Linked DNA regions of Homo sapiens: region 2 is linked to region 1. A link is an interaction called in ENCODE POLR2A ChIA-PET data of the cell type or tissue named here. Cell type or tissue: IMR-90. All regions are shown on one strand. Each heading gives the region's core, and the rest is flanking DNA. Links, peaks and the distances in the headings are about the cores only. Region 1 has its middle 130 kb from the start of LINC01625. Region 2 overlaps FILNC1 (FOXO induced long non-coding RNA 1).

The links. Peaks named below come from ENCODE experiments on the same cell type or tissue, not always from the same donor. Only the 100,000 strongest peaks of a DNase experiment are listed, where the experiment ranks them.
Region 2: POLR2A ChIA-PET joins it to region 1 with 11 read pairs; 2 of 35 experiments call an interaction of 5 or more read pairs at or near these places.

What each region holds. Positions count from the first base shown.
Region 1 is chr6:139,594,040-139,610,592 of GRCh38, forward strand. No RefSeq gene overlaps it. Among named protein-coding and RNA genes, the nearest start is that of LINC01625, 130 kb to the left of the region's middle. In IMR-90, for the core only: no CTCF peak of the experiment used is centred there; a DNase peak (open chromatin) is centred at 11,502; H3K27ac peaks cover 1,813 bases.
Region 2 is chr6:139,854,193-139,870,745 of GRCh38, forward strand. It overlaps FILNC1 (FOXO induced long non-coding RNA 1), which reads left to right. Exons shown (of 3, transcript NR_038399.2): 2 at 2,572-2,627; 3 at 5,093-6,279. Among named protein-coding and RNA genes, the nearest start is that of FILNC1, 91 kb to the left of the region's middle. In IMR-90, for the core only: no CTCF peak of the experiment used is centred there; a DNase peak (open chromatin) is centred at 9,359.

The DNA.
Region 1 (16,553 bases), core at 4,406-12,405:
GTGACCAGTGAACTGAAAATCTGAAATTTTAATTTTTTTTTTTTTTTTTTTTGAGACAGAGTCTTGCTCTGTCACCCAGGCTGGAGTGTGGTGGCAAGATCTTGGCTCACTGCAACCTTCACCCATGGGTTCAAGCCATTCTCCTGGCTCAGCTGCCCCAGTAGCAAGGATTACAGGCACCTGCCACCATGCCCAGCTAAATTTTGTATTTTCAGTAGAGATGGGGTTTCACCATGTTGGCCAGGCTGGTCTTGAACTACTGACTTTGTGATCCGCCCGCCTCGGCCTCCCAGAGTGCTGGGATTACAGGCATGAGCCACCATACACGGCCTAGTTTAATTTTAATTAATTCAAGTTTATTTGTAATTAAAAAAATTTTTTTCTTGAGTCAGAGTCTCACTCTGTCACCCAGGCTGGAGTGCCGTGGCACGATCTCAGCTTACTGCAAATTCCATCTCCTGGGCTTAAGCAATCCTCCCACCTTAGCCTCCCATGCTCCCACCTCTGCCTCCCAAGGAGCTAGGACAATAGGCCTGTGCCACCGTGCTGGGCTAATTTTTGTATTTTTGTAGAGATGAGATTTCACCATGTCACCCAGACTGGTCTTGAACTCCTGAGCTGAAGCGATCTACTGGCCTCAACCTCCTAAACTGTTGGGATTACAGGCGTGAGCCACCTCACCCGGTCAATTTAAATTTAAATAGCTACATGTGGTCACATAATTGTATAGTTCAGCTCTAGGAGGCCAGAAGAGATGGGCCTAGTAAGATATAAAGAAGGTAAATAGGTGGAGCTTGGGAAAATAATTAACTACTTACATGGTTTGGAACTAAAGGAAGAAGTAACTGAGTTTCAGACAAATGCGATTTTAACATAGGGAAAATGTAAGGTAAACACATAATCTTCTAGAAAGATAAATTTACAAGTCTTAACAAAGTTAAAATCCATGAAAAAGAATGTTTAACTATCTATTGGCTTCTCTCCAAAACTATACAGATACACCTACCTATAGCCTTTCCCCTAAAAAGGATCCTGTGATGATTTCCAATATCAAATACATAAGTTCTTTGAGCTTCTTGGAAGTAGCAGGAGACCCTTACAGTATGGTTGTGCTAGAAATCATTATTTAATTGACTGCACCACAGGAAAGAAGTTGAGCTTTTAAGGATAAATGGGTCATGCGATGACTTAAATCACCATTGAAAAAAATCTCTCATAAAATGTTTTGTTCTGGAAGAATATCACCTATTTTAGAAATCAGTTCAGAGGAACTCTTTGGCTGGAACAGCTTGTATCAGACAGAGTTGTTTAAAAATTGTATGTTGTGTTACCGCTAGCAACAGGCTTCTGAGATGTTTTGTGGTTAAAAGTCATCATACCTAACTTGCAGCTGCTAATCAAGGAAAGAATCAAGAAAAGGAGGGAAAACTTTCCCTCATATTCCAAAAAGAACAATGCCAAGAAAACATTCTTGGATGGGGGAGGGTTGGTAATGGGGCGGGGCTCTCAGAATAGAGGGATGCCCTAAATGAAAGTGATCAATCTGTGCTCCATCCTTCTTGGGAGACACAGTTCAAGACAGAACAGAGCCCTTGCAGCTCATGCACAGGAGCTAGAAAGGAAATTAAAGCTGTGTATTTAATTGTGTCTAGAAAGCTAATAAAAGAAAAGAGACCACATGCAGATAAAAAGAGGTGCACCTGGAGATAAGCCTAGGAGGAATCTAGCTTCAAGGCAGTGGATACAGTGTGGATTTAAAAAGCAGCCTAGGCTGGGCGTGGTGGCTCATGCCTGTAATCCCAGAATTTTGGGAGGCTGAGGCGAGTGGATCACCTGAAGTCAGGAGTATGAGACCAGCCTGGCTAACGTGGTGAAAGCCCGTTTCTACTAAAAATACAACAACAAAACAACAACAACAACAACAACAAAAATTAGCCAGGCATGGTGGTGCTAATCACAGCTACTTGGGAGACTGAGGCAGGAGAATCACTTGAACCTGGGCGGCGGAGGTTGCAGTGAGCTGAGATTGTGCCATTGCACTCCAGCTTGGGCAACAAGAGCAAAAACAAAACAACAACAAAAAAACAGCTTAAATCTTTAGATGGAAGACCAAGGTTAGATTAAATTGTGATAAATAAATACAGATTTCTGAGAAAGGTACTTATGATAAATTCAAATTTATGCTCTTTAAAGATTGTTCAAAATTCACTGTAACTGAAATAATGGGATATGGATTTTAAAATGCATTAACCTTGGCCCATTTATAGCCACGTAGGAATCTCAGTTAAAAAGGAACATATCATCCAGCTGCCTTCCATCACCTGGTGACAGTCTACTTGAAATGTATTTTCTTGAGACATTTTTACACTTCTATCTCAGTCCCCTTATCATTAGAATAAAGTCAATAATATCTATATTTATCTCAGCATGTTTCACAGAAGTGACAAGCAAGAAAACAAGTATAAAACTCTTGAACATATGCAAATACAAGCAATTTTATTTATTATTTGAGTGGCAAATGATGTCCCTGAAAGTTAAATCTATAAACTTAAACACAGGGAATTATTACAACTAGTATTGAGACAGGGTTTACTCTTCCTACTGGCTAGTTGAAGGGAAGTGCAGTGGGGGAAGACAGAGAATGTGACCATCCTGCGAGTTTGCTAAGTAGCTGAACTTCTAGGTATTTCAGGGTCTGTGAGAGGAAGGGCTGGAATGAGAACATTAAGTACAGCCCAAATTCTTTTCTACCCATTATAATGGAAATTAAAAATATTTGTATGTTTTCATTATGGTACAACCTCCAATGTGTGCATCTGGTTAGTTCCAGGCATGTATATAATTTCTTGTCCATTCACAAAGCACCTCTAACCATTGTGGAAAGTAAAACTAACTAACTAACTTACATAGAGGGCCACTGCTCTCTAAATCATAAGATTAGAATGAGGCTGTCCTTTGGTTATGTAACTAGGAATAATTTACTTACTCCTTTTGGGGAATAATATTCTCTGTTTTAGAATAAAGTTCATCTAAGGTCTTGGGTTCTAGGACCCTGAAGTTAAGGATCACAGAAGGATCTTAACTTTCTTAGGGCTTACTCAAATTAAGTAGCTGGAGCTACTGGCTGGATTCATCAACTCCTTTTGAGATTCTTTTTCTTAGTGATTATAGGTCTCAGGAAAGAGGATGAAGCAATGGAAGGTGCTTGAAGGAAGAAAGAGGCCCCACAGAGCTGTGTTTTTAAGAGCTGGCTAAGAGGGCCTTTGGAAGAGGGATCTCAAAGCAAATCTGCTTGACCAGGGAGGAACAAACTCATATATGTTTTAAGTGCCAGTCATGTGAAGCAACTCTACTAGGCACTTTATATGTCATCATTTTGTTTAATTAGCAGGGAATAGGAAGAATTGAATAATGTCCTTGTTTATGTAATTTGGCTATAAAGTAAAATTCTGCCTGGTGAATTCCAATTTCCTATTGACTTTTGCGTCTCATTAGAGACTGTCCCTGTGGCTATGGCTGCTCCAGTGATCTTTCTTTCCTGGAAGTTTCAGTTTTTACAGGCTCAGTTATCATAACAAATTTGTGTCATCTCAGTTATAATTAGGCTTACTTAAAGGGATGTTTTCATCATTGGTGTTGCTCCAAATACATATTTTTCTCCTAAGTATGTTGGAATTAAAATATTGTCAATGTTCAAGGGCCAAACACATAAGGCCATGCTTGTGTTTTAAGTCTTCAGACCCTGAACTCCATACCCTGGATCCTTGCTGTTGGAGTTTCCATAGGGAATGAGGCTCCCCAAGGCCTCTGAAAGAAATGGAGCCCAGCCAGCTGAGTCAGGCTGGGTCCCACGCCTCTGTAGGGCCGAAGTCCAAAGCAACAGGCAGGCAGTTCTTGCAGGCTTTTTCTCTGCAGAGTCATTAGAATACTTTATTGTCTTTTTTTTTTTCCCCACTATTTCAGCAGCTCGCTCTATGAGGACATATTCTCCTCATCCACAGAAGCCCTTTTCAAACATTACTAAGAAGTCTGATAAGAAGAAAAAACATCCACTGATGGGTTCTCAGAAAGAAAGCATTAGATTTAACTACAGGGCAATACTGCCCTGATTACCACAGGCCCAGCTGACGGCAAGGTTGCCAGGCAGCTCTCGTCCTGCCAAGAATGGTGGTGGAATGAAGCAAGCATGTGGTTTGTATTACCATTTTTCAGCTTTTTAAGGTTTAGAAAAGAGAACGTCACCAACAATGATAATTCACTTTGGAATGAATACATTTTCAATGCAGTGTTCAGCAACTGCTGATGTGTCTTAAATCCTAGAGTTCATATGCAACATTTTACAATGTGAACAAGATAAAGCACAGGAGATGTCAAGATCCTACTATATGCAAATAACTAAGTTTCTGGCCAAATCCTTCTTTTAAAAAAAGAACGAAAAAATGAAAAACCTCTCCAGCATTTCTAAGCTGCTACTTACAGCCTTTATAAAGATAGCACAGGAAAAAGATGCTAAAGCCAAAGAGTAAGCTAAATTCTGCCTTCCATTTCCTGGCACCATCTTCTTTAAAGTTGGGGTTGATTTTCTTAAATGTTTCAAGTCATAATTTGCCACAAATGAATCAATCTGTAAGCTGAAGTTAAATCATAAAATTCAAATATTTTAATTTGTCTTTTATTATCTTTTTTTTTTTAATTTAAAAAAGGAGAGACAGATATGGGATTATTCATACTTTGCATTCTCCTGGGTGTTCTTGGAAATACTATTCTCAGAAAGTCAGAAACACTAAATTGGAACAAATGATTTGATCCTTAGACAAATTTACAAAGTCATATGGTTTGAGGATCTGCATTGAGTTTAGTGAACTACCTTATGAATTAAGCCCCTTCCTCAAAGAAGCACAACTATTTTCCTCTCAGTGAAGCACATCGATATCTCCATGACATTGCTGCCAGCCTGATCCCTTAAAGAAACAAATATTAAATTAAGAAACTCATGGCCGGGCGCGGTGGCTCACTCCTGTAATCCCAGCACTTTGGGAGGCTGAGGCGGGTGGATCACAAGGTCAGGAGATCAAGACCATCCTGGCTAACACGGTGAAACCCCGTCTCTACTGAAAATACAAAAAATTAGCCGAGTGTGGTGGCGGTTGCCTGTAGTCCCAGCTACTAGGGAGGTTGAGGCAGGAGAATGGCATGAAGCTGAGAGGCAGAGCTTGCAGTGAGCCTAGATCGCACCACTGCACTCCAGCCTGGGCGACAGAGTAAGATCCCGTCTCAAAAAAAAAAAAAAAAAAAGAAAAGAAAAGAAAAGAAACTCATATTGTTCAAAGCCATTTTCAAGGAATTCAGGTGCTCCTTAGAAATCTGTTGCCTTCTTATGACATCGAAAAGATTCTGGGAAACCCATGAAGACACTGCACCTCCTGGAAGCAGCGTTGTTCTGTTGGAGGTTACAGGGCAGCAGAAACCAGAAAGAATCCATAGCTGGTGCAGTCATACATTTTTGCAAAGACCTTCAAACAAACAAAAAGTATATAACTTGTCAGTCTTGAGGGCCTGGCCTAAATAAAATGCAGCCCTGCTTAACAAAATCCTGTCAAATGTGGTCATTTGGGCTCTAAAATTATGCTTTGCGAAACACTAAATTAGTTTTGTCAAAACATAACCTTGGTTCTCAAAACATTGTCAGAACTTCTAAAGTTCAATAACGGGGCAGCATTTGTAGTTTAGGTGACATTAATCCACTCTATTTATTCTACATAGCATCCATCGAGTTATCCGCCTGTCCCTCTGTCCATCCATTCATCTAACCATTTCATTCAGTTTCAACACGTAGTGCCACATTCTTACTATGTGCCAGGCAATGTGCTGGACCCTGAACACAAAGATAAAAAGACACAGCCATAGACTCAAGGCTGGTATCCTAATAAAGAGATAGATGTGATAAATTGTTATAATCTAGTAAAATGACCACTGCAGGGGACAGGCCATGAAAGCATGAGGGAAATGATTGCTGTGATACTGCATTAGTTCAGAATTCTCTAGGAGCTCAGCTGAAGACAGATCGCTCTTTTCAGATACTTTTTTTTTTGAGATGGAGTTTTCGCTCTTATTGCCCAGGCTGGAGTGCAATGGCACAATCTTGGCTCACTGCAACCTCTACCTCCTGGGTTCAAGCAATTCTCCTGCCTCAGCCTCCCAAGCAGCTGGGATTACAGGCATGTGCCACCACGCTCGGCTAATTTTGTATTTTTAATAGAGATGGGGTTTCACCATGTTGGTCAGGCTGATCTTGAACTCCTGACCTCAGGTGATCTGCCCACCTCGGCCTCCCAGAGTGCTGGGATTACAGGTGTGAGCCACTGCACCCGGCTCTTTTCAGATACTCTTTAAAATTCACAGAAGACTTAATGTCTGAGATCACTTTATTTTTTTTTTCTTTTGAGATGCACGTGATTGATGACACTGTCACAAGTATATATCATCATGGAAATACCCAAATAAGGTGTTTGAACACATATTTCTCAGAGGAGGAAGATTTCCTGGAGAGGCTAAAGGAAGAGAGGAAGATATTTGGCAGCTGTTGATTGGTGGGTTGCCCTCCCACTAGCTGTAATGACATACCCTTCTTCTCTTTTGAGGAAACATCTAAGGATGCAACTAAATGAGAGTGACATTGTATGGGATATACCAAATTTGACATAATTTACTTAAAAAACAGATATTTTGAAAATTTTATACTTAGTTACACCTGATAAGTGACAGATTTCATAGATATTGACGGTTGTGTTGATTCATTGCAGTTGACCATGACTTGTTGAAAAAGCTTGCAAAGGCATCCTTAAGGAGTTTACATTCTCCTAAGGTAAGACTGTTGGTGTTTTAACACATCACTTCAAAAAAAATTATAGAAAATGAATTTAATTTTATAATTTTATTCTTAGTGACTCTAGGTGTCATCAGCCACATATAGGCTGACAACTGCAACTGCCCTCCTAGTTTTCCAACATTAAGAATGAGAAAGTGTGGTTGCACTCAACACTTATTTATGGCTGGGGAAGTACCCTCTCTGTCACACAGCAGTTCAATAGAGCCCCAGAGGGGAATTTAGAAGGCAAGCCTGATGGTCTTATAGCAGTTCTTTAGAAGGCCCCTGAGTTCCAACAGAACATGTCCAGAGGATGTAGCTGAGTAATTAGGCCAGAGGTGGTGGTGGTAGGGGTGGAGTATGGCTTATTCTAGAATCTGTAGGCCTGGGTGATAAGATTAGAGGATGTGCTAGACTAGGCAATATTCCCTTTACTCTGTAGGTTGAAAGGACTATGTCTGGTCACACCACAGGATACGCTGTTATAAAACCAACTACTAATTCAGAGTTTTTCATTTTTATCTTTGCACAGTCCAATCAACAACAATCGGTTGAGGGCACAGTTTGTTGATCTTTTTCAGTCACTAAGACTGGAAGCTAAAAACCCTAAGATTGGAAGATCCATTTGGTCCACTTCTTTTAGTCATTGAGATGCCACTGTTATTTCTGCTAAACAAATAAAGTATACTAAAGCCATTGAGAAGCTTTATAGCTTAGTAAATAAAAGGCAGGGAATGAATTCACTGTGCATATCTCAAAAATTTGATTCTTTGAATATACTTGCCATCTGTCTTAAACTTTGCACTGAATATTGTTTGATGTTGGCCCTCGTTAGCTGGCTCAGGTTGGGAAGAAGTGCTCAGTGACTTGGTGCAGAACCACACTTGGAGCTGCTGAAGAAAGGGAGCTACTTCCCTAGGAGTGTCAGCAAGTGTTTATGAACTCACGTGTGTTTCTAATGCATGCTGCAATGCTCTTCTTGGCTACTTTGTTCAGAAGTCCATAATCAGTATTTATTAATTTAACTTAAATATATTTTTCAAGTGAAAAAACAACCAATAAACTGAAGTTTCTGGCCAGGCGCGGTGGCTCATGCCTGTAATCCCAGCACTTTGGGAGGTTGAGCGGGCAGATCACCTGAGTTTGGGAGTTCTAGACCAGCCTGACCAACATGGTGAAACCCCATCTCTACTAAAAATACAAAAATTAACCGGGTGCAGTGGCAGGCGCCTGTAATCCCAGCTACTCAGGAGACTGAAGCAGAGAATCACTTGAACCAAGGAGGCGGAGATTGCAGTGAGCTGAGATCGCACCATTGCACTCCAGCCTGGGCGACAGAGTGAGACTCCGTCTCAAACAAAACAAAACAAAACAAAACAGAAGTTTCTTAGTCATTTACCTGTATATACCTCTGAGCCAGTCCCATGCCTCAGCCCGCTAACTGATGGTAAATACTTGATCATCTATAGCTATCCCAGTGGAACCATAGTAAGGACATCTGGACAAGACCCCCAGAGCTTCCCCTGGCCATGCAGTGCTGAGAACAGCCTTCCATGCTCGTAGAGGGGGAGGAGGCCCATGGAGATGGTGAATCTACAGATTATTGAGCCCTAGATAAAAGGGCCCCTCTTCCTTCATCTAGAGTTTCTCTGTTTCCTCTAATTTTCTGGCATCCAGAGGTGTGCCTAGTCTCCACTAAAACTTACTATTTGGAGGCCTTTTATCCTGCCCTGTTCCTGCAGGCTTCTTTTTTTCAATGCCAGACCCTGCCTCCTATTCCTTATCTCAGTCACCTCAGACAGGCATTCTCACAGTCTAGCTTTGCAACAGACACTCCGGATTGCACCCTATGGCTTGGAAGCTGTGTCTGTTTCTTGTTTCCTTGGATTAGGAGAGTTGCTGGGCGGGGGTCTGAACTAGCCCCACTGCCCTCTCCCTTATCCTTTACCTCCCACCCCCTCATTTCCATTTGACTCCAGCCTAGTCCACTCTCACCCTGGCCTCTCTTCTGTCCTGGGTTTTTGTCCCACTTAACCAGCTCATTTCCTCTACCTCTATTTCCCTCCAGGGCTTCCCTGCACAGTTGGACTTTCTGCCGACAATAAGCACCTCAATGTGAATGACTTTATTTGACCCTTTGTTGCCAGTGAATACTGACAAGCAAGGAAAATGGAGATAAGGGATTTGGAAACTTTTAAGGGGAAGCAGGGAGAAAGAGGAAGGCTGCTTTTGAAGGGGAGGTGAAAGGACAGAGGCAACAGGAATTGTGGACATAAATGGTAAACTAGACAATCTGTCTTGATACCTATTTGTACGGCCTTCCAGCTCTGCTCACTCCAAACATGGCAAGTTTTGCCTTATATGATTGTGGTTCCTGTGTACCTCTCACGTTCCTTCATTTCGTTCATCCGTTCGACAAATTTTTGTTGGCTGCCAACTCCAAGCCAGTCGTTATTACAGGTACTAGGGATTCAATGGTGGGCAAAGTGAACTCTCAGGAAGTCTACAGAGGAAGAAATGGAAATCAAATTATCACATGATTAATGTAAATGGAGTGGGGGAGTTACATGATGCAGAGAAAGGTTATGATATATGAGTTTAACCAGTTCACTAATATCTGGAAAAATATCTCAGGAAAAGTAAGAAGGTTGCGAAGATTTAGTGGCAATATAGGGTATAATGTGGTGAAGATAGAAAGAAATACCTTTATTGCAAAATCAGAAGATAATGAGCAAAAGCTCTGTGGGAGAAAGGAACATCGTGTGTCCAAAGGACGGAAGGAAGATCTGCATGTCTGGGAGGCAGAGAGTGGGTGGGAAAGGTTATGGGATGTGTCTGGAGAAGGGGGTTAAGCATTTTGCTCTTTCTCCTAAGAGGAATGGGAAGTTATCCACTATTGCATAACAATTTATCCTCAAACTTAGTGGCTTAAAACAATTATAAACATTTAGTATCTCAGTTTCTGTGGGTCAGGAATCCAGGAGCAGCTTAGCCAGGCAGCTCTAGCTTTAGGTCTCTCAGAAAGTTGCTGACAAGATATCTTACAGGGCTGAAGTCATCTGAAGTCTTGACTAGGGCGACGGATCTGCTTATAAGGTGGCTCACGTCGTTGGAAAATTAGTTTTGACTGTTGGTGAGAAGCTTGAGCTACTTCTCCATAAGGCTGCTTGAATTTCCATGCCATGGTAGCTGTCTTCTCCGAGAGTAAGTAATGAGAGAGAGAGAAAGAGAGAAACAGAGAAAGAGAGAGAGAGACAGAGACAGAGAGAGGGAGAAAGAGAGAGAGAGAGAGGCAAAGGTATATTTTTAAAAGCTTAGCCTCAGAAGTCACATTGCACTTCCATCACATCTATTTGTTAAAAATAAGTAACTAGGGCCGGGCGTGGTGGCTCACACCTGTAATCTCAGCACTTTGGGAGGCTGAGATGGGCAGATAGCCTGAGGTCAGGAGTTTGAGACCAGCCTGGCCAACATGGTGGAAACCCCATCTCTACTAAAAATACGAAAATTAGCCAGGCGTGGTGGCGCATGCCTGTAATCCCAGCTACTTGGGAGGCTAAGGCAGGAGAATCACTTGAACCTGGGAGGTGGAGGTTGCAGCGAGCCAAGATCATGCCATTGCACTCCAGCCTGGGCAACAAGAGCGAGACTTCATCTCAAAAAAAAAAAAAAGTAGCTAATTCCGTTCCACATTTTATTAAGGAGAGGAGAACTAGGCTTCACTTTTAAAAGAAGTAACATCAAATAATTTGGGGCATATTTAAAAACCACCAAACCGTTAAAGAGAGTTAAGCAGGAATGGTCACATGATTAGATTTGCCTTTCAAAAAAATGATACTCTAAATGGAAAACCAATTAAATAGGACCAGTATGAAAGTGGGTACACTGGTTAATAGATATTAAGTGATATCAGGTGTGAGATGTTGGTAGGGTAGAGTAGGATGCTGATAAAGATGAAGAGAAAAGATGAAGGTAAAATAGGTCTTGGCAATCAATTGGATTTGAAGGTTGAAGGAGAGGGAATAGTATAGATTCTTAGATTTCTGGTTTGAATAGATAATGTGGTACTCACTGACATGGAGAATACCAGGAGAATACCACTTTGGTCTATGATAGATGGTGGGGGTTAGCATGATTTTTATTTAAGACATATTAACTTTGGAGTATCTTTGAGATATCCCAGTACAATTATCAAGTAGTTTCTTGGTTTTAAAACTTGGTTTAGAACTGAGAAGAGAGTTCTCAGCTGGAGATATAAATTAGCGAATTATCTATACATAGATAGGAAGGAAATCTCTGGATTTGATGAGATCTCTTAGAGAAAGAATGATATGAAAAGAGAAGAGGATTTTGGGGAGATTGGATTTTGTCCAGCAAGTATTCACTCTCTTCTGTCTTTATTATGGCTATTATTTCCTATGGAGTATACTTCCCCGTCCCATTGGTGCTGGCCTTGGCCATGTGATTTGTTTTGGCCAGTGAGATGTCAGCAGAGGTGACAGGAGCAGATGTTTGAATTGTGCAGTGGAACTTTCCCTTTTGTGCTCTTTCCTTTTGCTTCATAAAGAACATGCCTTGGATAGCCACTGGTTTATAGAGGAATTAGCACGTTTGGACCCAATTCAAAGTTTGGAGCCAAGTCCAGCTGACTCAAGCCTACGTAAGCTGAACCCTATCCACAGATATTGAGCAAGAGATAAATGCTTACTTTTGCAAACCACTAAAATGTCAAGGTTTTGTTGTTGTTATGCAGCATTGTGCTAACAGCCGACTGATGCAAAGGCCTAGGATCTAGTGGCAAGAAACACTATTCTGGTTTTTTTTGTTTATTGTTTTTTTTTTGAGACAGAGTCTCGCTCTGTCGTTCAGGCTGGAGTAGAGTGGTGTGATCTTGGCTCACTGCAACATCCACCTCCCAAGTTCAAGCGATTCTCCTGCCCCAGCCTCCCAGGTAGCTGGGACAACAGGCGCCCGCCACAACGCCCAGCTAATTTTTGAATTTTTAGTAGAGGCGGGGTTTCACCATGTTGGCCAGGCTGGTCTCGAACTCCTGACCTCAAATGATCCACCCATCTTGGCCTCCCAAAGTGCTGGGATTACAGGCATGAACCACCGCGCCTAGCCAAGAAACACTATTCTTTAAAGTTCTTATTAGATTGCGTGCAAATTAAGAGTAGTATTTATGTTTGATACATGGTTGTATTAGCAAAACAGCATAAAGTCTTGGTCAAATACTTGGTGAATGTATGAAAGCATGGACGGACACAGTCTAATTTAGGCATGGCTATTTATCATAGATGTCTATAAGTCACATACACATATTCTTTTTTTTTTTTTTTTTTTTTTTTGAGATGGAGTCTCACTCTGTCACCAGGCTAGAGTATAGTGGCACGATCTTGGCTCACTGCAACCTCCACCTCCCAGGATCAAGCAATTCTCCTGCCTCAGCCTCTGCAGTATCTGGGACTACAGGCACGCACCACCATGCCCAGGTAATTTTTGTATTTTTAGTACAGATGGGGTTTCATCATGTTGGCCAGGATGGTCTCAATCTCTTCACCTAGTGACCCGCCTGCCTCAGCTGCCCAAAGTGCTGGGATTACAGGCGTGAGCCACTGCGCCCGGTGCATACATTCTTATAATAGCTCTTCCAAGCAGTGCGTCCTCAAAGAAGAAGATGCTCGAAGAAAGCTTGATGCTGCCGTCTTCAAGATCAAGAACTGCATCCCTTTCCCTGAGTACATTTTCCTTACATGTTGTAAAGAAATGCCCTAGAAAATTGATGTTCTATCTAAATACTATGTGAATATTTTAGAATATATTTTATTGTTGTTTTTAAAGCAGATTTCAAGTGAAGAAATTTTAAAATTAAAAAAGAAAGTTATTAGTGGCAATAAACACGCCTGTAAATAGTGTGTCAATGGAATGAAGGCAATCAAAGTGGCTCTTTTGGCTACTAACGTTTTCATAAAAGCTTTGATTAGTTATGAGGTAATTGTGAGAGATGATGAGTTGGAATCCAAGAAAGAAAAAATAGTTTCTCTAGTTTAACAGCTGTGGAATCTTTTGGTAATTGCTGGAATATTCCTTTTCAGTAAACTTAAAGTTTGCTTTTCTTTACATTACAGTTGAATGCTTGATGTGAAATATAAATTTTAACTTTGTCTTATTTACAACTTTCTTCTTCAGTGTGATTCTAAATTATAGTTGAGAAGGAGAGAAAGACAGCACTTGGGTTTATATGTTATCTCCATTAAATAGAAAAACTGTAGGAAAAGCAAAAAAAAAAATAGGTGGCATTTAAAATATTTGCCTTTTCACATTCTGGTTGTTAATTAAAATGTGATTTTTTTCCCCCACAAATGTCTATATAAAAATTGTGTGCCTGTGTGCATACAGGCAAGTGCAGTTGTCCAGTGTTTATAGGGGACATGTTAAATTATACCTTGCCTAGTTTGACCACAGTGTGAAATTTTAAAGTACAAACACGATCAAAAAGAAGAGTGGTTTCAAAAATGAAGGAACAACAACATTCCATTCTCCCAGAACCTTTTCAGTCTCTCAAACAGCTACCCCCTACTCTCTTCTCCCAGCAGTCACCAGAAACAACATCCCATTCCCCACACCACCCCCCACCCAAGAGTAAAGAGTACCATCAACTCTGAGAAAGAAACTGCAGAAATAACAAAATTTATTGGAGTGGATAATTCCTCACAGAAACTGCCAATCAGCTATAGACGCAAATCTGCCTTCCTTATCCTTCACCCCACCCCTTAGTTGGGCAAACAACCTAAACCCTCAGGAGAAACTTCGCCTTTCAGCCAAAGAATAATACAGATGACACTGCCAACCTGGAATATTTTGCTTGTACTTCCCTTCTACCTTCTTTATTACAACAGCTGACTGTGTAGCTGTGAGTCTTTTTGCCTTTTCATTTTGTTCAGGGTTCAAAAAAGTTATTATTTTACCCCAAAAGAATCACATAAACATGGTTAAAAAAGCAAACAGTGCAGAAAGTAAATGTCTCCCTCCCCTCACCACTCCTTCCTCCTTTTCCCAATTCTCTTAGACTTCCCAACAGCAGAAGTGTTGTGATGGGAGGAGGGAGTGTGTGTGTGTGTGTGTGTGTGTGTGTGTGTGTGCGCGCGCGCATGAGAGAGACAGAGAAAATTGGAGAGAAATTCTTGATGCCATCTTATTTTTGATTTAAGAAGAAAATATGTATCACACACAGAGATCCCTTCATCTCCCCACCCTACTCTCCCCACCAAAAAAACCTCTGCTGTTTAGAACTCTAAGAGAATTACTGGTCAAAAATCTTTCAGATTAAGCTCATTCCAAAGACATTTCCAGTATAACCAAACACTGAGAAACACTGGTATCCAGCCAGGCGCAGCCCCTGCCATCTCTGATTTAGTGCAATTTGATGATGATTAACTCAAAGACAGGATGGAGATGGATTCATGTAATAGGAAACAAAAAATCCTTCATTTATTTATATTTAAAATATCCTCTTTCTTGATTATTTTAGAGAATAAATTTATATACATTTAGGATGACTTTGCTGATAAGGAAAAGTCTCTTGGGCCTTGCATTTCCTTCTTAATTATAAAGGTTTGTGGAATGTTTTTCTGAGAACAGAAACCCTTCCTGAAGGAGTTATTCTTCCTAGAATGTTAGGAGGGTCTCCACTAGGTAAACAATGATGTCAGTGCAAATGTTTGAGTACTCTTCTCTCCCATCCAACTTGGCTTGGGGTTTTTTAGTTCTATTACTTGACTGTTTTTGAAACAGATTGAAAAATTTGCTCACCAAGAGAACAATGATTAACAAAATCTGTAAATTGCATTTCACTTGCTAATCAATAGCTCAAAAGAAAATCTAAATCCATGACTAATGGCCCAGGAGTAAACTACTTGCTTAGAAAAGCCTCTTTCGGTCAAAATGTTCTTTTAGAAATCTTTAGGGTATTTTTCTTTTCTTCTGTTCCCTATGTTATTATTCTACATTTTTAAAAACTTACACACTCTATAAATAATAAGGAAATATATTCCCAGGCCTCATTCTCTTTTTAAATACACATGAGTATCTATCATCAGTTTTTCCTCTGAATATCTATTCTCGGATTTTCCATGAGACATTGTAGAGTATTGGTTAAGAGTGTCTGCTTTGGAAACAGCTGTTCTGACTCAAGACCTTACCAGCTATGTGGTTTAGATTAACTTTCTTAATTTCCTTATACCTCAGTTTTCTCAATTGTAAAATGGGGATGAAATTTATAATCGTAGTGTGAACTTGATAGGATTGTGGTAAAGTCTGAATGAGAAAATGTAAGCCAAGCTCATGTTCTAGTTCTATCCCACAATAAGTCTCAATGAAGGGTGGCTTAAAAAAATAAGATATACAGGCCGGGCACAGTGGCTTACGCCTGTACTCCCAGCACTTTGGGAGGCCAAGGCAGGTGGATAACGAGGTCAGGAGATCAAAACCATCCTGGCCAATATAGTGAAACCCCGTCTCTACTAAAATAAAAAAAAATTAGCTGGGCATGGTGGTGTGCACCAGCTACTCAAGAGGCTAAGGCAGGGGAATTGCTTGAACTCAGGAGGCAGAGGTTGCAGTGAGCTGAGATGGCGCCACTGCACTCCAAATAAATAAACAAATAAATAAATAAGATATACAAAATAAAAAATTTTAAACTTTCAAAAAATCCCCAACTAAAAAAAAAATCAACAAAATATGTGATCTTGGATAAACAGAGCTTACCTCTCCAGACTGTTCTGTGTCTGAAGTTTTGTGACAGTGGGTAAAACAGTACGCATAGATAGAAAGACTAAGTGACAGTCCAGGGATGCCCATGGCAGTGTGCTGGTCTGTGTATGGAATATCTAGAGTATAGACTCTAGAATGAAAAAGTCAAGAGAAGTTATGTAGATCATAGAAAGATTAGACCAAATGGCCCAGGGAAAAATATGTGTTATCAATTGTATTACTGATTGGAGGGCACCGAGACTATGGCTAGTATTTCCATGTGGGAGTTTACACATTTTTGCCTACACAGAATTCAGGGCCAAAGAGATTACTGACTTGGCCTTATTCATCTGAAAAATTTTAAGTTTCAACAACAAAATGTACCTATCAAGGTTATAACACATAATCATATTAGTTCTTTTTCATATGTGTTTGTCTAGAACTGGTGCATTCATTTATTCCCTAAGGAATCAATGTATATCTCTTTCTTTGTCGGCCAAGCCTCCTAGGTCTACTTTCAAGGCTGTTGAGGTAAACTGATAACACCAATAGGGTATTTGGGGTAATTCTGTGAGGCAATGAGGGATGTTTACTACTCTTATTGGGGGGTGGGAGATGGATGGTGTTACAACTATGGAATGATTCTAAAAGGAGGAGTAAATGTCTGCAGAGTGAGAGGGAAGAGGAGAGAGATATTCTGTATGAATAGAGATGCAGAAGTGATAGACTGGTTGGTAGCAGGAGGTGGATCCAAGGTCAAAGGAGGGTTTGTAGTGAATGTGAAGCATGTGGGAATATTTGCAGGTTGAAGTGGGAAAGTCAGAAAGGAGAGGAAGGTTAAAGGTATAGGAAGAGGGGGGCAAGTTCTCAAAGAAGGTGGTGGTGGCCTTTAACTGAAAGAATACCCCACCATTTGGGGACGTAGAGTAAAGGA
Region 2 (16,553 bases), core at 5,688-13,687, 260 kb after region 1:
ACAGTCAAATGTAAAAATAGCTTATTTATAATTATAGGCCAAGGCAGTAGCAAAGAGCTAAAAGAATTAATTAGTAAGTATTTATTGATACTTGTATTATGTCCAGTACTGTGTTAAGAACCATATAGCAGTGGTTTGCAAAAGCTTTTTCTTATGCCAGTTTTATAAGGAAACTTTCAGCAAAATCAGACAAATAAGAACCCTATTCACACATATGCACCTCTCCACACATATATCTCCATTATGAGATTTCTAATCACTCTTCTCTGCTTTAGCTTTTCTTCTTAGCATTATCACTACCTGACGCTATAGCTTATTTATAGTGTATATTGGCTACAAATTCCAATAAAATGTAAACACAAATTAGAGCACAGATTTTTGTCTGTTGTGTTTATTGCTGTATACCCAGCAGCTAGAGTTATACCTGGCACATAGTAGGCATCCCATAAATATTTGTGGAATGAATTAATGAATGACAAAGCTAACATACATTAAAGCAAAACAACCAAGTCTTTAATAGGGTTATATGAAATCTAGCTACAATAAGGATTCAGAGAAGGGGGACAATTTAAAGCTAGCATTTTTCAAAGAAGAGTCTGAAGAAAAAATGCTATTCATGCAGGGTTGTGAAATCTGGATTGGGTTTGAATAGTTGAGATGAAGAAGGGAGCTATTAAAGCTGAAAAGAGTAAAGAAGCAAAGGTGAGTAGACGTCAACGAGTAACAGTGAAGACCTAGCCGTGCCTGGAGTAAATTAAGGTGATCTATGTCTCCGGCTTTCCAAGGTACTCCCCGAAGTGTTTAGCTAACAATTTATTCTTACATGTATATGTTTTTACCTTTTGTAGAAACAAATGTATTTGTCTGTATTTTTCTTTAATTCTGATACAATGGATACAATAGAGAGCAGAAATCAATTATTTAATATGTTAGAAAAATGCCTTTTGTGAGTGGGTCAAAGAAATAACTCTAGATGATAGAAGAGACTTGGAAGTGAATTACACATTTCAGTATGCAGTGCTGTGTTGGTTGACAAGTGAACAAACACCTTCATAAATTAGTAGCTCTTAATTGTAGCTTGAAAGACAAATAAATGGGTGGTTTAGACCTTTTGTCTCATTTCATCTGTAATGTTATGAAGTATGACCCCTGTTGAGTTTTTCTTGTTTGAAAATACTGAGCTAAAATTCAGTTGTTTTTCCAATGACTTTGTCCGGGTTAATTCTTTACTTCCATCTTCTCATTGCTTAAACAGGAATATAATGTCATGTTCATTAATAGTTTGTATGTATTTAGTGCTTTAGAGACAGTGACCTAATTTTGATAGATCATGATATATTTTGATATGTGACATGCCACCGGATTGTAAATAATATCCTAGTGTGACTTCCTGCTGCATTTCTTGGACTGATGCTGACATTTCTGAGGTTATTGCTAGAATGCTCTTTTTTTTTTTATTCTAAGGCATTTTTTTTCATGGCTTATTTTTAGATTTTATATAGCATCTTTCCTTCGAGGAGCTCAAAGCAAATTTTGCAAATGTGAACAATCTTCTTTGGTCAGTATGTTTTGGTTTGGAGAAGGAAAAAATGTAATACTAATTTCCTGCCTCTGTATGTCCTTCTAAAAAATCAAACTGAATGCCCTTCTCACCTCTCCTTTTCTCTGACTTAAGGAGTTTTATTTTATACAGAGGCTTAACAGAAAGAGCTTAGACCTTGAATCACCAGTGAGGAGGCTGAACCATTAAAACAAAACACAGCAGAGAGAGCCTTCAGGAAAGGCAGTGTTAAGCACAAGGCAGATTGTCAAAAAATGCTGTAGGTGATTGCAAAAACCCTCTGCAAGGATGTTTTCAGTCAACACAAGTGGGTCGCTTAATTTTTCGAGTGAATGCCCTTAATGGGGGGACTTTAGCTGCAGTCTCACTAGCCAGAGCTGTCTCATTACAGGAGATGTGGTCCAGTCTGTGAAATGTTTATTTTGTAACTAACCCCTCTAGCAGTGGAGGGAACTGTTTACTATTCCTTCTTGTTCTCTAGTGTGTGTATGTGTGGTTTTTTTTTTCTCTTAATTAAAGAATCACTGTTGAACTTCAGAAACCTCTCCAGGAAGAAAAAAATAAAAAGAAGGAAAAAAGAGAGAGAGAGAAAGAACAGAGGGAAGAAAAAGAGAGAAAGAGAAGAGAAAATAGGGTTGAAAACTGTGTCTTTTGCTCATTCATTCTTAAGGATTATTTCCAGAAGAAGAATTGTAATATTCATTGACCTCCCCAGGAGTGTGTGTACATGAAAATGTGTGCGAATGTTTGTGTGCAGGCCCGAGTAGGAAACAGTGCTATGTAAACAGTGTCAATGTATCTATCCCACCAACTAACATTCAAAGTTTTCTTTGTTAATGATATTCTGAAGGAGAATAAAAGATGGAACCTGATTCTATCCCATACAAACAAAAATTACACAAGCCAGTAGGAAAATCTAAATTCTGAATTTGGTTGGATTTCATTTGAGCTTGCAAAATTATTAGGCAATGGCATACTGTTTGAAGGGAATGTTTGTCTTTTCATTCTAGCCAGCAGCAAATAATCCCAAAGGAGGTAAACATCTAAAAGAAAGGAATGAAAACAGGTAAGTCAGAGTAATCTGTGATCTTAGAACATAAGCCCAAGACACCTTTACAACACGTAATCATGCCTATTTCCATCTGCCCCAGAGCTACCAACATTTTAAAATATTGAAAGTAGATGGCTGATAAAAACATATTTTTAATATTACAGAGGGCTTAGAATGATGGGAATGTGAAATGCATTCAAAAATAAAGATTATGATTTAGAAAATACCCAGTTATTAGACATATGAAGAAGATTAGTGAAAGAAACATTTGAAATCTTTGCTTTATGTAGTAATTATGTTCCTGACAAGTCCTATCATAATTAAATGAGTGGCTTCTATTTAAAAGTGTGTTAGAAAGCCTTAAGATAGAAAATACTCTGTTCTTTTAGATTTGGAATTTAGAATTTGTAGTTTCACATATATTATGGGAAGCTTGGTAATGTGTCCTTACATTATTGGGATCATTGACTCAGTTCCAATGTAATAGAAACAGACTCAAATTTCCTTGCTCAGAGCTGCCTCATATGGCTGTGCAGGCCGAATAGAACTGAACTCTAGAGTCACCATTCACACAGACGACAGTGCAAAGTTTGACCCCTAGAACTACCTAATGCTTGAAATACAATAATCACAGTGAGAGGGTGCTCAAATGCCTCTTGGTTGAATACAGTGGTGTGAAATTCATATTGGTAGTAAATTCAGACTTACTTCCTAATATAATTTGAATAATTCAAAGAAAGTCTTCTACTAAACATTTTATGCCAGAAACCAAGAAATTGAGTAATCGCTTATTCCCAGAGATTCAGAGAATTTTCTAAATTTCTCTTTCTTCTCTTTTATCCTCTCCTTTAAATGAAAGTACTAATCTTGCAGTAAATTTGTTTAAAAAGCAAATAATCATTTTGAAATGCCAATAATGACGTCCCAAGGTTCTAATTTATCTTTTTAAAGAGGATTGCATTTCATATTTTGAATTGGTTTTTAACAAGGCTAACATTTTACTATATAATTCTTTATGCTTTAAAAGTATTTGACGTAAATTGTGTTATGTGATGTTATGACAACGCCGTGAAAGACGAAATGAGCATGATCATTCTATGTTACAGACAAGAAAGTTATTGCTCAGGAAAGTAAGAGGCTTATTCAAGGTCACCCAGAAAGTAAGGACAAAGCTAGGATGACAATTTGCTCTCCTCATTTCTATATTTGCTACTTTCAGGCTAATTATTTATGTTTTTACGTTAAATAATAAAATGTAATGTATATATTTATCTGACATATCTATGATTTTTTCTTTCTTTTTTTTTCTGTTTGTTAGTGTACTAGTGAAATTGGAAATATACCTATTAAATCCTGAAGATGAGGAAAATATATCCTGCTAAGTTGGAAAAAATTAAAAAATTAGTGAAAAAGATAAAAACGTTATGTACTGGAAAATTAATGAACTCACTCTCAGTGGTCCCAAGTTCATTTTTCTTATGCTAGAAAAGATTCTTTAGAATTATGCATATAAATTGTCAAATAAAATCGATAAATCCAGTAAATCTCCCTTCCCACACACACCATCAGTGGATAACAAAACTGGGTTGGTGATAACTTTTACTTGTTAACAGGTTGTTCCAATTATTGGGTAGAGACAGGTTTTGTAACTTCTGGAAATCTTAAAACGTCTTGTCTCTCAACTCAGTGATTGAAGTGTAGCAATATGGATTGAATCATTTTCTCATCTTTATTTCTGATATTGACTCCAATAAGTTAAAATTGCAAGTGTTGGTAATAAGCAATCTGGAGGATTAGCCAAAGTGCACTGTTTGCCTGTGTCAGAACCTGTTAGTCAGGCTCTGCAGGACTGACCTACATTGCTTCTTAATGCATCTCTTTGTAGAAAGGTAATTCTAATATTACCGTTGACCTACCTATTACTTAACCTCATTTATTAAATATCTTCCTTGTGCAGGATATTTTACCAGATAAAGAAATTAGGAGGACTAAGGGCATAGAGTAAAAAGAGAAAGAGATCTATTTTAGATGAACACTGAACTTTATATCACAGAAATAATCCACTAATATATGGTTCAATGTGCATTACTTGCTTTGAGAGCCATAAGTACCTCTAGTAAATAAATGCATTTATTGTACATTACAATGAAAAATTTGTTAAATAACAAATGAATGATTACTAAAAGCCTATTTTAAACATACATAAGAACAACTAATTTCATGAATGAAAGTGCATATTTGGTGGGCATATGTAATCTTACAACATTGGTTTCACTCAAGTTTTTAAGCATTTTTTATAGCATTTTTGTATATTATGGGACAGCATAAATTAAAAAAAAACCTATAAGTAACTGCCATCTATCTTAGAAAAAAGTAACAAAAATTACTTTTTTGCTTATGTGAAAGTGGTACATTTTAATTTTTATTATGCCAGTAATGAAGATTATATATTGACATATTGAATCCTGTTTTATCTCCAGGTTTTATTTATAAATGCCTCACTGTTGGAACCTGCATGAATGAAAGCTGAATCTCAAAGATCAGACACGTTGGACTTGGAATAATGTCCATGTTATGATTCCAATCTGTGCCTAAATCTGAACCACTCAGTTCTTCATGCTTGTTGGAATCCTCCTAAAATTGGAATTTCCTGGGAGATATCCAGTACTTTTTGGGCTGTAAACAGCAAAACAAACAGCCTTTCTTGTAATATGCTACGTCTAGTGCTAACTGAATTCAAGAAGTTTATGAGTGTGGGGAAAGTAACTTGATGTCTTTGCAAACTTACAAATTTGCTTCAGTTTAAATTTTGACCAAAAATTCATCTCAGGAATATGTTTTGGAATAATTCTTTGCTATTAGTTATAAATGTGACAAATATCGTTTAAACAATAAAATATTATTTTATACAACAAATTATGGCAACAAATTCCTTGTAGTGATAGATTTTTTAAAATCTTTAAATCATAGATAGGGATTTATTATGCTCCATGTCAATTATATGCATGTTTGTGTGTATATGTGTGTATATGTGTGTGTATATATATTTCACTTAATCTCTGAGAACAGTCTGAATTTTTATGTTTCTCTATTGTATATAATTGAAAAACATAAGACAAAGAAATCACTTATTAGTACGTTGATAGATAAACGTGCTTGATGCCAAATATAGACACACAAAATACACTTAATTCTTCTGTAAGAACTCTTAAACATCTATGAGAAACATCTTATCAAATTGATTTCCCCCTTTCTCCTTAGTAAAAAAATCCTGACGTTTTTAGGTTGACACAATGCCACTCAGCTAAACAATGACATTTCCCAGACTCCTTTGTGTTTAAGTGTGGCCGTATAACTAGGTTGTGCCCAAAGACAATTAAGTATAACTGTTGGGTATAATTTTTCTGAAAAGTCTCCTTAAAAATATGACGGTTTTTCCTTGCTTTCTTTTTTTCCTTGTTATTTAGAGTACGAGTATTGTATCTGTAGCTCCAGCAGCCATCTTGGACCAGAATATGATGGTCTGGAGAATGTAAGCCATGTGCAGAATGATACTTACAGACAAGGGACTGTGTACTTCATTGAACCGTAAAGCTGCCATAGTTGCCTTGGATACTCTCCTTGTGGACACCTTTTATGTGCAAGAAAAATAAACTATCTTGTTTAAGCCATTGTTATTTGTGGAATTTTCATTACATGCAGTTGAACCAAGTCATAACGAATTTAGGACTATGACTGGGTTGCTGCAAAACAGAACTTAAAATATGACTTTGGCTAAGTGAATTGAGTGGAGAGGAAGATATTAAGAGGTGAAAAACTGTTGACCCTGTCATGTGGTTGCAAAACATTTAGTCAAGTTATTGCCTGCTACGTCTTGAAGACCACGTTTCATAATGTATAGTTGGATGATGATAGGAAACATTAGTGTATTTTAATTGTCTTTTGTTCTTTACATCAAAAAAGCTAAACTCAGACTAAGAAAAAACCATCAGAAATCATAGATGGGAAGGGGGGATTCAGAGACGCTCGGTTTGCCTTCAGCCTACCATCTAAGTATGACATACAGGCCTGTAATTTCAAGGCTAGTAGAATTGACAAAACAAAACTGCCCTCATACACACCACACTGAATTACTTTCCTTTAAGATTTCTCTACCAAAACCTGGGATCCAGACAACTGACAAAAATCCCAGTGAAGACGTTGACTTCTACTCATGTTTCAAGGGGTCTCCGAGTAAATGCCAGTTATTGGTGGCAATGCCAGCAAGTTAAGGATTGGAATCTTCAGGTTAGAAACTATGTCTAAACATGATCTTCATCTGTGGTTACTTTAACATGCAATTGACTACACATACTCACATGAAATCCAGAAAACTTTCCTGAGTGGATCATGATGTCATCTACTAAGTTCCAAAAGTAGAATAGGATACCAGGATTCTCCAAAAACAGATACCATCAAAGGAAATAAAGGACTAGGTACTAGTTTTTACAGAGCTAGATAAATCAAAGAAAGGTTGGAACCTTAGTAAGCATCCATTTTGGAATGGTATGCTCCTTTGAGTAGCTATGGTAGAACATGTGAGTGTAAACCAAGATGGCTGACATATTTAGTGGCAAGGCAGAATAGATTAGTATGGCCCATGCAGGGTTTGTAATCACTGTGGGAATTACACGTTCATGAGTCTGTGCAAAGTCAGTTTTGTATATCTACACATTGTAGTAGCAAAAAGAATCAGCAATATCAGTCTAGTGTCTTCCAATTTCTCTCTGCTCTGGAAATTTGGAGGGGGTGGGGGGGAAGGGTCGGGCGCCGTGGCTCACGCCTGCAATCCCAGCACTTTGGAAGGCGGAGGCAGGCGGATCACGAGGTCAGGAGATCGAGACTGTCCTGGCTAACACGGTGAAACCCTGTCCCTACTAAAAATACAAAAAATTAGCCAGGCATGATGGCAGGTACCTGTAGTGCCAGCTACTTAGGAGGCTGAGGCGGGAGAACGGCGTGAACTCGGGTGGCGGAGCTTGCAGTGAGCCGAGATCACGCCACTGCACTCCAGCCTGGGGGACAGAGCGAGACTCCGTCTCAAAAAAAAAAAAAAAAAAAAAAAAAAAAAAAAAAAAAGCCTGGCTGGTCGCAGTGGCTCATGCCTGTAATCCCAGCACTTTGGGAGGCCAAGGTGGGTGGATCACCAGAGGCCAGGAGTTCAAGATCAGCCTGGCCAACATGGTGAAACCCCGTCTCTACTAAAAATACAAAAATTAGCCAGGTACGGTGGCACGTGCCTGTAATCCCAGCTACTGGGGAGACTGAGGCAGGAGAATCTCTTGAACCCAGGAGGCAGAGGTTGCAGTGAGCCGAGATCACGCCACTGCACTCCAGCCTGGGTGACACAGTGAGACCCCATCTCAAAAAAAAAAAAAAAAAACAAACAAAAGAAAAGAAAGATAAAACTTATTTGGACTGAATAAGGCCTGATATTAATAGCAAATGTGTAGCTGGGGAGAGAGAGATTGGACTTTCTATTACAAAGGATGTGGTAGTCCAAGAAATTACTCAAAACTGTTTTTCAAAGGTGATTAGATTTCCACCACATGTTGATGAAGTTGGTTATCCTGGGTACATTAAAAAATGGCTTCTATCACTAAAGCAGGCTGATAATCACTACTACACAAATAGATTTTTAACTAAGATATATGAGTTCTTGCGCAATGAAAAGAAATCGTGAAAGTGGTATTTTAAATAAACCAATCTTTCCCATTAGTTTTCTCCTCTTCTCTGTTTCCCTCTCTGTCTGTTTCCTCCCACTCCTTTTCTACCTCTTCCTCCCTGTCCTGCCCCTCTCCCTACACTAAGCATGAAGAGTTCTGGAAATGATTTAACAGCCATAATACAATAATCCTAGTGATTATAACGTGCTTGCCTTTTATATAACTTGCTTTCTTTTTTATTTCTCAATTCTTTGGCTTCTGTTAATTTTCTTTTTTTATTCTATGCCAAATAAGAGCATAGATCTATTGTTTTTTTATTCCCTTGACTGATCTCAACTAGTTTCATCCATGGCCAGGTGCAGTGGCTCATGCCTGTAATCCCAGCATTTTGGGAGGCCAAATTGGGAGGATCACTTGAGCCTAGGAGTTTGAGACCAGCCTGAGCAACATGGTGAGACCCCGTTCCTACAAAAAATACAAAAATACCAGCTAGGCATGGTGGTGCACACCTGTAGTCCCAGCTACTCGGGAGGCTGAGGTAGGAAGATCACCTGAGCCTTGGAGGTTGAGACTGCAGTGAGCTGTGGTCACACCACTGCACTCCAGCCTGGGTAACAGAGTGAGACCCTGTCTCAAACAAAACAAAACAAAACAAACAAACAAACAAAACTAGCTTCGTTCATATTTTATATCTTGTATCTACTTTCTAGAGAAAAGGATTATAATTCAACTGGATTCAAAATAGATGTCTCCTGTTATTTAAACATGTAAATCACACACACACACACACACACACACACACACACACACACACGCACACACACACTCACTGTGGCATAGATTGCCTTTTCCAATAACTTCTGATCAAAATTTCCCCATTTATCACAAATGTGCCTACACATTAATCTTGGAGTAACCCCAAGGCAATGATCTCTCTGAGCCACTTTATCCCTACAAACCTGTTTCCAAAACTCACATAGCCTGCTGCCATTCTTTTCTATCCATCTGTTCTTCTTTAAGTTTTGACTGGAGTTTGTTTTTTGAAGAGCTATGAACACTTAGTCATATGCATGTTTCAAGTCCAAAGACTTCCTCTAGATAAATATGTTACACGTACTTACTTTTTCATGCTGCAGATTTTTCTTTATTCATTGTACTTTAAATTTCTCATAATTGATGAGTGTGAACATACTTCATTTTATTATGCTTTGCAGATGTGGCTTTTTTTTTTTTTTTACAAGTTGATGGTTTTTGGTAACCTTGAGTTGAACGAGTCTATTGGTATCATTCAAAAACTTGTGCTCAGTTTGTGTCTCTGTGTCACATTTTGGTAATTCTCTAAATATTTCAAATGTTTTCATTATTAATATATCTATTATGGTGATCTTTGATGTTTCTATTGTAATTGCTTTGGGGCACCACAAACTGTGCCCATATAAGATGGTGCACTTCATCAATTAATGTGTGTATTCTGACTGCTCCATTGACTGGTTATTCCCGTTTCTCTCCCTCTCCTTACACTTCTGTATTTGCTGAGACACAACAATATTGAAATCAGGCCAATTAATAACACTACAATGGCCTCTGTGTGTTCAAGTGAAAGGAAGAGTCACAGGTCTCTTACTGGAAATCAGAAGCTAGAAATGATTAAGCTTCATGAGGAAGGCATGTTGAAAGCTGAGATAGGCCAAAAGCTAGGCCTCTTGCACCAAAGAGTTAGCCAAGTAGTGAATGTAAGAGAGAAAATCTTCAAGAAATTGAAACTGCAACTCCAATAAACACATGAATAATAAGAAAGAGAAACAGCCTTATTGCTGATATGGAGAAAGGTTTAGAGGTCTAGGTAGAAGATTAAACCAGCCACAACATTCCCTTAAACCAAAGCCTAATCCAGAACAAGGCCCAAACTCTAATTCTGTGAAGGTTAAGAGAGATGAGGAAGCTGCCGAGAGAAGTTTGAAACTAGTCAAGTTTGGTTCATAAAGTTTAATGGTATCTCCATAAGTCACAAGTGGTGATGTAAAAGCTACAAGTTACCCAGAAGATCTGACTAGGATAATTGATGAAGGTAGTGATATGGGTTGGATATTGTCCCCTCTAAATCTCATGTTGAAATGTAATCTCCCAATGTTGGATGTGGGGCTTGGTGGGAAGTGTTTGGGTCATGGAGGTGGATACCTCATGACTTGGTGCTGTCCTCACAATAGCGAGTGAGTTCTCACGAGATCTGGTTGTTTAAAAGTGTGTGACACCTCCCCGCTATTCTTTCTCTTGCTCCCACGCAAGCAACGTGATGTGTCTACTCCTGCTTCACCTTCTGCTAGAGTAAAATCTCCCTGAGGCCTCTTCAGAAGCTAAGCAGGTGCCAGCATTACACTTCCTGTGCAGCCTGCGGAACCATGAGCCAGTTAAACCTCTTTTCTTAATAAATTACTTGGTCTCAGGTATTTATTTATTTTTGAGATGGAGTCTCGCTGTGTTGCCCAGGCTGGAGTGCAGTGGTGCAATCTCAGCTTACTGCAACCTCCACCTCCCAGGTTCAAACCATTCTCCTGCCTCAGCCTCACAAGTAGCTGGGACTACAGGTGCCCGCCACCACGCCTGGCTAATTTTTTTGTATTTTTAGTAGAGACAGGGTTTCACCATGTTAGCCAGGATGGTATGGATCTCCTGACCTCGTGATCCACCCACCTAGGCCTCCCAAATGCTGGGATTACAGGCATGAGCCACCGTGCCCAGCCTCTGGTATTTCTTTATAGCAATGCAAGAGCAGCCTAACACAGGGGGCTACTCTGACAGATTTTTAATGAAGACAATGCAGCCTTAGATTAGAAGATGCTATCTAGGATTTTCATGAAGACAAGAAGCCAATACCTGGCTTCAAAGTTTCAAAGGACAGGCTGACACTCTTCTCAAGGGCTAATGCAGTTGATGACTTTAAGTTGAAACAAATGTTCATTTACCATTCTGAAAGTCCTAGGGCCCTTAAGAGTGATGCTAAATCTACTTTGCCTGTGCTCTATAAAGAAAAGAACGAAGTCTGGAAGATGGCCCATCTGTTTATGGTATGGTTTATTGACTATTTTAAGCTCACTGTTGAGACTTACTGCTCAGAAGAAAAGATTCCTTTCAAAATAGTATTGCTCATTGGCAATGCACCTAGTCACCCAAGAGATGTACAAGGAGATGAATGTTGTTTCCATGCCTGCTACCACAACATCCATTCTGCAGCCCACCAGGTCAAGGGGAAATTTTGACTTTCAAGTTTTATTAAGAAATACATTTTGTAAGGTCATTGCTACCATAGATAGTGATTTCTCTGATGGATTTGGGAAAGTTAATTGAAAACCTTCTGGGCCGGGCACCTATAATCCCAGCACTTTGGGAGGCCAAGGAGGGCAGATCACAAGGTCAGGAGATCGAGACCATCCTGGCTATCACGGTGAAACCCCTTCTCTACTAAAAATACAAAAAATTAGCCGGGCGTGGTGGCACACGCCTGTAGTCCCAGCTACTTGGGAGGCTGAGGCAGGAAAATTGCTTGAACCCGGGAGGCAGAGGTTGCAGTGAGCTGAGATGGTGCCACTGCACTCCAACCTGGCAGAGCGAGACTCCATATCAAAAAAAAAAAAAAAAAAAAAGAAAAGAAAAAAAAAAAGAAAACCTTCTGGGAAGTATTCACCTTTCTAGATATCATTAAAAACATCTGTGATTCATGGATGGAGGTCAAAATATCAACATTAACACAAGTTTGGAAGAAGTTGATTCTAACCCTCCTGGATGACTTTGATAGGTTCAAGACTTAGTGGAAGAAAATAGCTGCATACGTGGTGGAAATCACTGCATACGTGGTGGAAAGCTAGAACTGAAGATGTGACTGAATTGCTACAATCATCAAACTTTAATGAATGAGGAGTTGCTTCTTATGAAAGAACAAAGAAAGTAGTTTCCCGAAATGGAATCTACTTTTGGTAAAGATGCTGTAAACATTGTTGAAATGACAACAAAGGATTTATAATATTACATAAACTTATTTAATAAAGCAGTGGCAGGTTTTGAGAGGATTCCCTTCAATTTTGAGAGAAGTTCTCCTGTGGGTAAAATGCTATCAAACATTGTAGCATGCTACAGAGAAATATTTCATGAAAGGAAGAGTCAATTGATGTGGCAAACTTCATTGTTGCCCTATTTTAAGAAATTGCCGGCCAGGCGCGGTGGCTCACGCCTGTAATCCCAGCACTTTGGGAGGCCGAGGCGGGTGGATCACGAGGTCAGGAGATCGAGACCATCCTGGCTAACAAGGTGAAACCCCGTCTCTACTAAAAATACAAAAAATTAGCCGGGCGCAGTGGCGGGCGCCCGTAGTCCCAGCTACTCGGGAGGCTGAGGCAGGAGAATGGCGTGAACCCGGGAAGCGGAGCTTGCAGTGAGCCGAGATTGCGCCACTGCAGTCCGCAGTCCGGCCTGGGCGACAGAGCGAGACTCCGTCTCAAAAAAAAAAAAAAAAGAAATTGCCATAGCCACCCTAGCTTTTAGCAACCACCACCCTGATCAATCAGCAGCCATTAGTAAGGTGAGACCTTCTACCAGCAAAAATGTTACAACGTGGCTGGGTGCAGTGGCTCACGCCTGTAATCCCAGCACTTTGGGAGGCCAAGGTGGATGGATCACCTGAGGTCAAGAGATCAAGACCATCTTGGCCAACATGGTGAAACCCCAAACCCCGTCTTTACTAAAAATACAAAAATTAGCCGGGCTTGGTGGCATGCACATGTAGTCCCAGCTACTCGGGAGGCTGAGGTAGGAGAATCACTTGAACCCGTGAGGCGGAGGTTGCAGTGAGCCGAGATTGCACCACTGCACTCCAGCCTGGTGACAGAGTGAGACTCCGTCTGAAAAAAAAAAAAAAAGAAAAAAAATACAACCTGACAAAGGCTGAGAAGATTGTTAGTAGTATTATTTAGCAATAAAGTTTTTGTTTTCTAACTTTTGTTTTAGGGTCAGGGGTACTTGTGAAGGTTTGTTACATAGGTAATCTTGTGTCATGGGAGTTTGTTGTACAGATTATTTCATCACACAAGTATTAAGCCCAGTACCCAGTAGTTATCTTTTCTGATCCTCTCCCCCCTCCCCGTATCAGTATTTTTTAATGAAGATGTAAACTGTGTCTTTTTTCAGACATAATGATGTTGTACACTTAACAGACTATAATATAGTGTAATCATAACTCTTTTTTTTTTTTTTTTTTTTTGAGATGGAGTCTGGCTCTGTCACTCAGGCTGGAGTGCAGTGGTGTGATCTCGACTCACTGCAAGCTCCACCTCCAGGGTTCACGCCATTCTCCTGCCTCAGCCTCCCGAGTAGCTGGAACTACAGGTGCCCGCCACCACGCTTGGCTAATTTTTTCTATTTTTAGTAGAGACAGGGTTTCACCGTGTTAGCCAGGATGGTTTCGATCTCCTGACCTCCTGATCCGCCCACCTAGGCCTCCCAAAGTGCTGGGATTACAGGTGTGAGCCACCGCACCTGGCCTGTAATCATAATTTTTATATGCACTGGGAAACTAAAAGTTTGTGTAACTCCCTTTATTGTGATTTTCACTTTATTGTAGTGGTCTGGAATTGAACCTGCAATATCTCCAGGTATGCCTATACTGAAGTCTTCTTTCAGGTAAAAGATTTACTATCTATGTTTTGTGACTCCCAAGTATCAAAAATTATCTCAGGATGTCCTGAAGTCCTGTGAAAGTTTAAAAACATCAACATAAATCCACTTTAATTTTAATAAGAAATGTTTGCCAGGGTGCTTTTTAGAAAGTATTGTAAAATTAAATAAGTAATTCCCAAGAAGGTTTTTAAAAATCGTAATAAAACATTTTAAAAACAATTTCCATGTCTAACTGAAGTAGCTATTTTTTTTGTAAACATTCTGCAATATTTTTAAAGAGAAAATTCCCATTCATCAAGTCATGCTAATCAAAATCTTATATAGGTTAAACAATATTGAAGTTATTACATTCATTTAGAATTATAAAGTCTTCTTGGGCGTGCATTTAAATGAGATTTAAATTCCAAAGCTATTTTCACATTTTTATTATTGAGTAAAAATCTGACTAACACACATCAGGATGGAATTTGTTTTCCCATTTGTCTGTTATGATTTGATTTTGCTCTGATTTGAATCCTATTTACTAATTCACCTCCAAATCACTCCACTATTTAAACACTCATTCCTAGGTGTCATTCACTTGTAACAAAAATGCAGTTCTCCATCCTGCTAAAAGCACATTCCTGGAATAAATGTGTCTCCTTTGGGAAATGGTAGGAGGGAAAAAGTTCTTCAGGGGTTTTTATGGGACAGAAAAACAGAAACAATAACTACCTATTTAGCTTCGTGTTTCTTCTTTTTTAATCTGGTTTTAATCGGTGCAGAACCTTACCTTTCATCCATTCTGAAATTATCTTTTTTTACTTCGGTTAACAGAGAACTTACTCAGAAGTTGTGGACATGTTTAACTATTTACATTTACAGTCTACCTGTATTCAATTATATGTATCACTGTAGACCTCTATTTTTTAACATAGTTTTTTATAAAAGACGTTTTAGATGGTGACTTAGGACACACTTGAGAAAAATGTTTGCATTTACTCCTTAATTTCTTTGTAACTCTAAGTACCTATTGATTTATTGTAGCTTATTTCTTCAAGTGTTTCTGTTATCTCTGCTTTGAGACTTGCATTTCTGACTTTCTTTGCTGCCACTATTTGTAGAAAGCAGCCACAGGGAAGGTACCTGTATCCCTTAAGAGACTGAAGCAAATAAATCATTTACCATTTAGAAGAAAGGAAGGGTAAGTAATTTTCTGACCTTCCTTGATTTCTGTCTTTATTCTGTTGCTTTGATATACCTAACAGCTTCTCTGTAGACTTCCCCCTTCTGTAGTGCTAAAATAATTTCTCATTAGCCTGACAGTCCACATGAAATTAATGCCACTGTTACATTAGCTAGGGGTAGGGGTGAGGGTTTAGGTGATTGAGCAGGCCAGTTTAAAAGAAGAAGAAAGCAAAATCTTTACTCTCAAGAAGTTAAAATATTAAGGCAATGAGGCACATAAGGAGTAATGAAACTGAGCAATGTGTCTTCAAGTGCAAATTGACATAGCACAGATTGAGAAAGCAATGCTGTGAGGGGATAATGCATGTACGAGGAGATGTTCATCCTGAAGGTGACTTTGCTGATGCTTGTCAGAGAGATATCACCATAGGTTATTGGAGGGAAAAGATGTGGGCATGCAAATGAGCAGTCTCACATAAAGTAATTTGACTTGTTAGAGACACGGTGGGAAATAATGCAAAGGTTCATTTTTTTGGAGAGAAGTAAGTAATGAGTGAAAATAAATCAAATGAGGAATGTCCCACACAGCTCCTTAGTGTATCACACTCTTCATGTCATGCAACCAATTAAGTCTTCATACATGACTTGGGAGGGAGATGCTATTATCACTTTATATATGATCAAATTGAGGCTATAAGAGATTGAACAATTTGACCAATGCTCATACAAGTGGCATATGGTGGGACCAATAGTGTGTCTGGCACTAGAAGCTACAGGCAGTAGCTTCTAAATGCATCACTTTTGGTATGTTTATACAAAAATTTCCATGGTTACATTTCAGGTTATCAATAGGTAAAAACATTTCTTATATTTGTATTTATAATAGAAATCTCCTTATGCCATCACCTTAGAGTAAAACACTGACATCAACAGATTAGTATATTAGAGCAAAGAAGTAAAAAATCATGTTAAAAGTATAAAATTATAGCCAGAGCAGGCCAGGCGCGGTGGCTAACGCCTGTAATCCCAGCACTTTGGGAGGCCGAGGCGGGTGGATCACGAGGTCAGGAGATCAAGACCATCCTGGCTAACATGGTGAAACCCCGTCTCTACTAAAAATACAAAAAATTGGCCAGGAGTTGTGGCAGGCGCCTGCAGTCCCAGCTACTCAGGAGGCTGAGGCAGGAGAATGGCATGAACCCAGGAGGCGGAGCTTGCAGTGAGCCGAGATCACACCACTGCACTCCAGCCTGGGGGACAGAGCGAGACTCCATCTCAAAAAACAAACACACAAACAAAAATTATAGCCAGAGCATCAATTTTGACTATTTTAAAAGTCATCAATTTTGACTATTTTAAATTATATTTAAAGAAAAATATAATGAGCAGAATATTGGTCAGT